2 separate regions of the Mus musculus genome follow, and region 2 is linked to region 1. The links are chromatin contacts, found by POLR2A ChIA-PET in ENCODE. All regions are on one chromosome and are shown on one strand. The core of a region is the stretch at or near the end of the contact, and the rest is flanking DNA. Distances in the headings are between cores, read along the strand shown. Region 1 holds the start of Acer3 (alkaline ceramidase 3). Region 2 holds the start of Tsku (tsukushi, small leucine rich proteoglycan).

Region 1 (3,281 bases), core at 286-2,785:
ACATACTTCCAACTTAAAGAACATGATTTTAAGTCTCCCTGGCGGTCATGAGCCTCTGGTATTCTTGCCAAAACTGTCTAAAAACTAACAGGCAAAGTGCTTCCTTTGCCAATGTTTGGGTTGCCAAGTAATTACCCTATAAATGATCCCCTTTGCCCATTTTCTCCTTTACTGTATAAAAACTATTTATTTAAACTAGTGGTTCTGACACTCAGCCTAAATCATGGCCTCAAGGGCATGGGACTAACGTCCTGAAAAACTACAAGACTTTCTCATCTGGCCTGAAACTCGTCCTCCAAAAGAACTTAAGTACAGAACGTTAGCTAAGAGTTTTGCCTCACGGCCTAATAAAGTGGATCCATTCAAAAGAAGGCAGTAGCAACCAAAGACTATTCTCTGTTCCTTGCCAGAAACCAAAAAAGGACGTGTTCTCAAAAGCTAACCAAAGCGGATGGAAGAAGTGGCTGATTTCTTTCTTGCCTGGTTGGAATAATTATGTAGAAAACACAAACACACACACACACAAACACACACACCCCGAGAAAACCCTAATCTGGCTAGTAATGCTGGTCTCCAGGAGCAGCAAATCGTGAACTCTAAAAGTGCTTTCATAGAAATAAGTGTCCTCAGATGACCACTAGCCCCTAGAAAGTCTGATAAGCTAGATGCAGTGGGGAAGCAGGGAGAGGTAGTCTCTTGGGAGAGCAGCTGAGGAAAGTAGTGACTAGGTGCTCTGGCTACCACCTCTGGGACAAGAGGAACAGTGATCTCTAGAAGAAGGCAGCGGGTAGGGATGGCAATAGGAGTGAGAATGGGGGTGGAGGCTCCGGCATTGAGAAACGGTAACTGTCTCCTGGAAGTGAGTGGTCTACCGAGAACGGACAGATGAAGGGAAGGCCCCTGAAGAGTATTCCCGGATTGAGGGTGGATGAAGCCAGTGAGCGTCCCCTTCTCTGTGCCCGGCTGGCTGAGGCCGGGTAGCAGCATTCGGGCCCTCCCGGCAGAGACCTCCTCAGCCCCGAGCGACTTCAGGGCGGGCAGTGGCCGGCCTGGCAGCGGCCGCGCTCAGGTAAGAACTCCTATTCCCAGCGGCGCGCCTCACGCTCTCATCCGAGGTCCGGGCGCGGCTCGTACGTCCCTTTCGTCCCCAACCTGAAGGCCCCCAGAAGCCAGTCCAGGCACCACTGGCGGCCACGTCGGCTCCCCGGCTTCCCACGGCCGCGCACGCCTAGCTGCCGCTCGCGGGCCCGGCCTGGAGCCTACCCTCGCCGCCAGGTTCGCCCTCCGCGTTCTCCCACACGTCTCCCCTCGGCGCGCGCCCTCGCCTCAGGCTCCACTCACAGAACTCAGCGACGAACAAGGTCACCACATAGTTCTCCTCACACCAGTCCAATGTGGAGGTCGTGGGGCCCCAATAGCCTTTGCGGTCCACAGCCGGAGCCATCGCGCTGACGCCCCACACACCCTGCTCAGCCGCTCTCGGGCCGGCTCAGGCAAAGCGCGCTCTCCGGCTTCCTCCTCCCTTACCCAAAGGGCAGGGGCGGGGCTAGAGCCGTCACTGAACCTGCCCAGAGGCAGGCCCCGCCCACCGAGCCTCTGGCCCGTCCCGCTCCCTGCCCAGTCCCACCCACCGCTCCCGGGGCAGGCGCAAATGACCCATCCTGATCGTGCGGGGCTGATCTGTAGCTCTTGGACCCTGGGTGGGAATCCGGAGAAGTGGGAGAGGTTGTTATCAGCCAGAGGAGTTAGGGAAAGGGGCGGGGGGAACCCGGCCGACCCCGACGTGAGGGTGAAGTAAGTTGGGAGGCTTCCAGGACCCACTTTTCCGTCAGGATGGGACCAAGCCTCTATTAGTGTGAGGGCAGTCTGTTTTAATTGGGGCAAGAATGAGAAGAAACCTTTCTCTGTCAAGATTAAACTTGCACAATGAGACACCTCAGTGTCTAACTCAGACCACGGACCTCCAACGAGGGAGGAGACTAGTAACAACACCCCCAGGCAGCTCCAGAGATACCCAGGAAGTCATTCTGAGTGAAAGGGACAAGTCAGAATGTACAGAACAAAAACCAGGTATTAGGATCCTTTAAAAGTATACACTGAGGGGCTCCGCTGTTAGGACCGTTGACTGGACTTCCAGAGGTCCTGAGTTCAATTTCCAGCAACCATATGGTGTCTCACAACCATCTGTAATAAGAACCAATGCCCTCTTCTGGTGTGTCTGAAGGCAGCTACAGTGTACCCACATACAACAAATAAATAAATAAATAAATAAATAAGCAAACAAACAAACAAATCTTTTCTTAAAAAAAAAAAAAAACGTGTACACTGAGTAAAGTACTAAAAAGTCTGTGGCTTCCCTTTAGGCCATGCACAGCATTTTCTGCCTCTTTAGTGAGCTTTTCTCCCTTGTCACCTCCACACTGGGCTATTAAAGTCCGTGAGATGGCTCAACGGGTTTGGCTAAAGGCACTTACCATGCAAGCCTGGCAGGCTGAACCTGATCTCAAGAACCCATGTAAAATACAAGGAGAGAACCGACTTCATAAAGTTGCCCCCAGACCTCCGTACAGGCAACATAGCACACGTGTCTACACACACACACACACTGGGGGGGGGGCATAATAATAATAATAATAATAATAATAAGAAGAAGAAGAAGAAGAAGAAGAAGAAGAAGAAGTAAAAACTTAAAAAATAATGGATACATCCTGCTGCCTTTTGTGTTCAGCTCCATCAAACTTTCCCCCTGCTATGAAGATGCCGACTCTCCCACTTTTGTTTAAAATTTTGCTCCTTGAAGACCTCCCTGGCTTTCACACCTGAGAGCCTTTTGTCCTTCCTTCGTATCCCACACTCATGACACCATGAATAGAGACACTTCCCATACTTTGTGAGCCAGCCTGCAAGATTCTGCCTGGCCACACTGTGCAGAACAGGGATATACAATTGTTATTTTCTAAATGAGTCTGGTGAGCTGCAACCAAAGGGGAGGGGGCCAGAGATGTGCATCATTATTCACAATTGGATGTCATTCAAATAGGTTTAGCAGAGGTGAACCATTGAAAGTCAAGGTACATCTGTATTTGCTTTAAATATGTGATATATATATATATATCACATTAGTTAAGCTAGACAGTGGTGGCTCATGCCTTTAATCCCAGCACTCTCAAAAAGCAGAGGCAGGCAGATCTCTGAGTTCAAACCCAGCTGGGCCTATAGAGTGAACTCTAAGAAAGCCAGGACTATGTAGAGAAACAGTCTCAAAAAATGTTTTATTAATT
Region 2 (3,259 bases), core at 113-2,612, 52 kb after region 1:
GACAGGATGGAGCCCCTCCCACTCTGAGGGCTTTGCAAGTCTAGACTTATCCGAAAGGCTAGCATGGAGCAAGAAAGGATCAAAGTTTGAGTCACCTCTGAGCCTGGCCAAGTGTGGGCGGGAGCCGCTTTCAGCTAAGCTCGCCACGCTGGTTACCACCACGGTGCGCTCCGCTCCCACGGCATAGAGTTCTTCTCACTTCATCCACATCAGTGACCGAATCTCAACGGGCTCTGCAACACGCCCGTGCCCTACGTGAGCCATTGGCCATCCCTTGGGAAACTAGTGTGTGGAAAGCCCCTTTTCATCACAGCCCAATCAGGGCTAGGGGCCGCGAGCAGGCCGGATGCAGACAAACCGTGGCTTTTCTCACCTACTGGATTGGAAGGTTCGTCCCCTCACTCTGGGGTCGGGTTAAAGCAGAGCCGGAACTCAAAGCCAATCAAGTCTCTCCACCAAACAGACTGATCTCAGTCCGCACTCACTCTGTCCCCGGAGCGCAGAGCAGACTACTGCCAGCAGTACGCTATTCCCGGGTCTCTGGCCTCAGGCCGGAGCCCAGACCAGCGGTGTCCCCTCCCTCCTCCCACTGGGGTCCAGTGAGGGTGTCCCGCACGCTCCGCCCAGTCCTGGCCCGGGCCAGTCGCCAGGCACTGCAGATCACCCCCAACCCACCAAATCCATCTCATCCCCTCCCGGCTCAAAGGACCTCCGGAGGTGAGACAGAGAAGGGCTGCCAACAGGCGTTGCCGGAGGAACCCAGAGAAAAGTTTGAAGCCAAGTAGGGGGAAAACGATGGACAGAAAGGGAGCAGAGAGTCGGGGCAGCTTCAGGGCTCTCAGTGCGCACATACCCCACAGATACTCAACTCAGACACGTCGACAAGCATAGACCACGTATGCGGACACTAGGAGCGCCCACCGGTCCCCACAACCAAACGCAAGGCTGCAAAACGGGGACACTGGAGCGAGATAGCCATGCAAAGCCACGCACACACAAAGGCAAGGCAGATGCTGGCTTCCGAACCCAAATCCACAAAAGACCCAGTACCGTGAGATGCACGTGTTCTTACAAAGACCCTGGAGGCGCCGGCCCACGCCCACGACCCCCAGGCAGAGCCTTTGTCTCCTGAAAGCCCTCACCCTTGCTCCCCCGACTCTATGGCTCGGTGTCCCGGAAAAGTTGAGGGGCCTTGGCAGGACCCGGACCCGCCCCTCGCGCTGGCCTGCTCACGGGATGGGGCGGTGAGGTTGGAGTCCCGGGCTCCAAACCTCCAAATGCGCGCCGATCTCGCTGCGCCTCCCGACAGCACCCACCTGGCAGGTCTGCAGTTGTCGCCTCGGCACGCTCACCTAGGCGACCCGGCGTTGGCCCATGGGCCGGCGCTTTTCTCCGCGCCGCTCGTCCCGCCCCACGTCCCCGCCCGCCGCCGGGCTCCCCTTGCTCGGCACCCAGTGGCTGCACCGGCAACAGGCCAGGAAGCTCAGGGAGCGTCGTTAAAGTGCAAGTCTAGGGGGGCGTTTTAGCAGCCCTGCCCCCGCCGGCCGAGCACGGGTTCCACCCTAGGGAGCGTCTAAAAAGTGCGCGGTTCCCTCCTACTCCACAAGGCCTCTCCCAGCTTCCTGCAACCCGGATCCCTGCCCCCTCTGCCTTCCTTCAGTTGCGCGTCCCAGTAATCTCAGCAGATGGCCGCTGGGTCGGGAACATCTGGAGGTCGCCAGTGTGTGTGTGTGTGTGTGTGTGTGTGTGTGTGTGTGTGTGTAGGAAAGCAGAATTAGTTGGCAAGAATGGGTGGGTGAGGGTTTTTCTCTCAAATTCTCCCCTACCCCACTTAAAAAAAAAGTTTTAAAAAAGGTCCAGAGTCACTAATGGGTGTGTTTGAGAAAAGAGACAAGGCAGAACAGAAGAGAGAGAGAGCAAAAGCAGGAAAGCTGGCAGACACCAAGTGAGGGAGAAAGCAACAGACTTAACAGACATATTTTTTTTCCTGGAGGGAAAGTCAACTTCTGGCTGGATTTCCAAGAAGGGAAACTGCTCTGTAGTAGCGGCTTAAGTCTTCCATCCTCTTCTGCCGAAATTATTTGCATATATATATATATATATATATATATATATGCAAATATATATGATATATGACATGTGTGTGTTTGAAAAAAAATACATGAGTGAAGAGAGAAATTGCCTGCTGCAGGTACTTCTATCCACATACCCAGACAGTGCCTATCTCCAGAGGGAAGTAAAGGGTTAGAGGGAAGTGTGGTATTGTCTCTGGACCTCCCAGGAACTTGCCACCTTGGAAAGGGCCCCTGGGTGGGGAACTCCAGCCATGTTTCCCTGCCGTGGCCCAGGCTTGTTGCACACAGTCTTTTCATTTCTTTCTTCCTTATTATTTAAAAACAGAAATCTTTGCTTGGGCTTGTGCGTGTCTGCCCGAGGAAAAGGAAGTTCCCAGTCAGCAAAGTCAAGTTCACACTCAGAAGAAAGTGGTTGTTCAGACCCTTCCCTTCCCTCCACCATGTGGCCCTGGGGACTCACCTGGGCTGAACCCTGCTATTAATGAGGAGAGGGGACAATGGTCCCTGTCTCCTAGGAGGGGGAGGCAGGATAACTGTCAGTGTGAAAGCCTAGCTCTGGAGAAAGAATGTTTCAAAAAGCCAAAAGAGGGAAAGAAAAAAAAAATCCATCATCCTTGGGAATAGGAGGTCTTTAGGGGAATCTTTTTACTGTGGCCTCGTCTGAAATCGTATCCAAGTGGGCAGGGTCACCCTTACAATTTAGTGCTATACTACCAATTTTCTTGGAGCCTCCTGGGCAGAGTCTGAACTCCTCTTCCTATGGAGTAGGAATACAAGAGGAATGATGTAGAGTTGGTGAAAGAATTAATAGTTAGACCAAAGTAGGGGAAGGGGAATAGGTTTATTGAACACACTGGGAGAATTCAGGGAGATGGGGAGTCAAAAAGAAATACCTGTCTGCAGCTACCATCTTTCTATTTTTTAAAAATAAAATTACATTTATTTCATTGTTCCAGGTTTGGAGGATGTCCCTATATTTGTAGAGGTCAGAGGACAGCTTGTGAGGTGTTAGTCTCACCTCCAGCCCTTCCACTGTGTGGGTTCCAGGGATGGAACTCAGGTCACGAGGACTGAAGGGAAATTCTTTTACTCACCGTGTCATCTCACCAGCCACTATCCTCTTGGATTAGGATGAGCCATCATGGAATTCCCATCATGAGTTCCCATCATGTAGTTCCCACCAT

What was found. ChIA-PET counts read pairs that join two places held with the same protein, here RNA polymerase II (POLR2A).
Region 2: POLR2A ChIA-PET joins it to region 1 with 10 read pairs in embryonic stem cell. The contact joins the promoter of Tsku here to the promoter of Acer3 in region 1. POLR2A ChIA-PET finds 5 or more read pairs at or near these places in 2 of 5 experiments (Patski and embryonic stem cell).

What each region holds. Positions count from the first base shown.
Region 1 is chr7:98,308,007-98,311,287 of GRCm38, forward strand. Acer3 (alkaline ceramidase 3) reads right to left here and starts at 1,536. Exons shown (of 11, transcript NM_025408.3): 1 at 1,342-1,536. The coding sequence starts at 1,444.
Region 2 is chr7:98,359,926-98,363,184 of GRCm38, forward strand. Tsku (tsukushi, small leucine rich proteoglycan) reads right to left here and starts at 1,363. Exons shown (of 2, transcript NM_001024619.3): 1 at 1,317-1,363.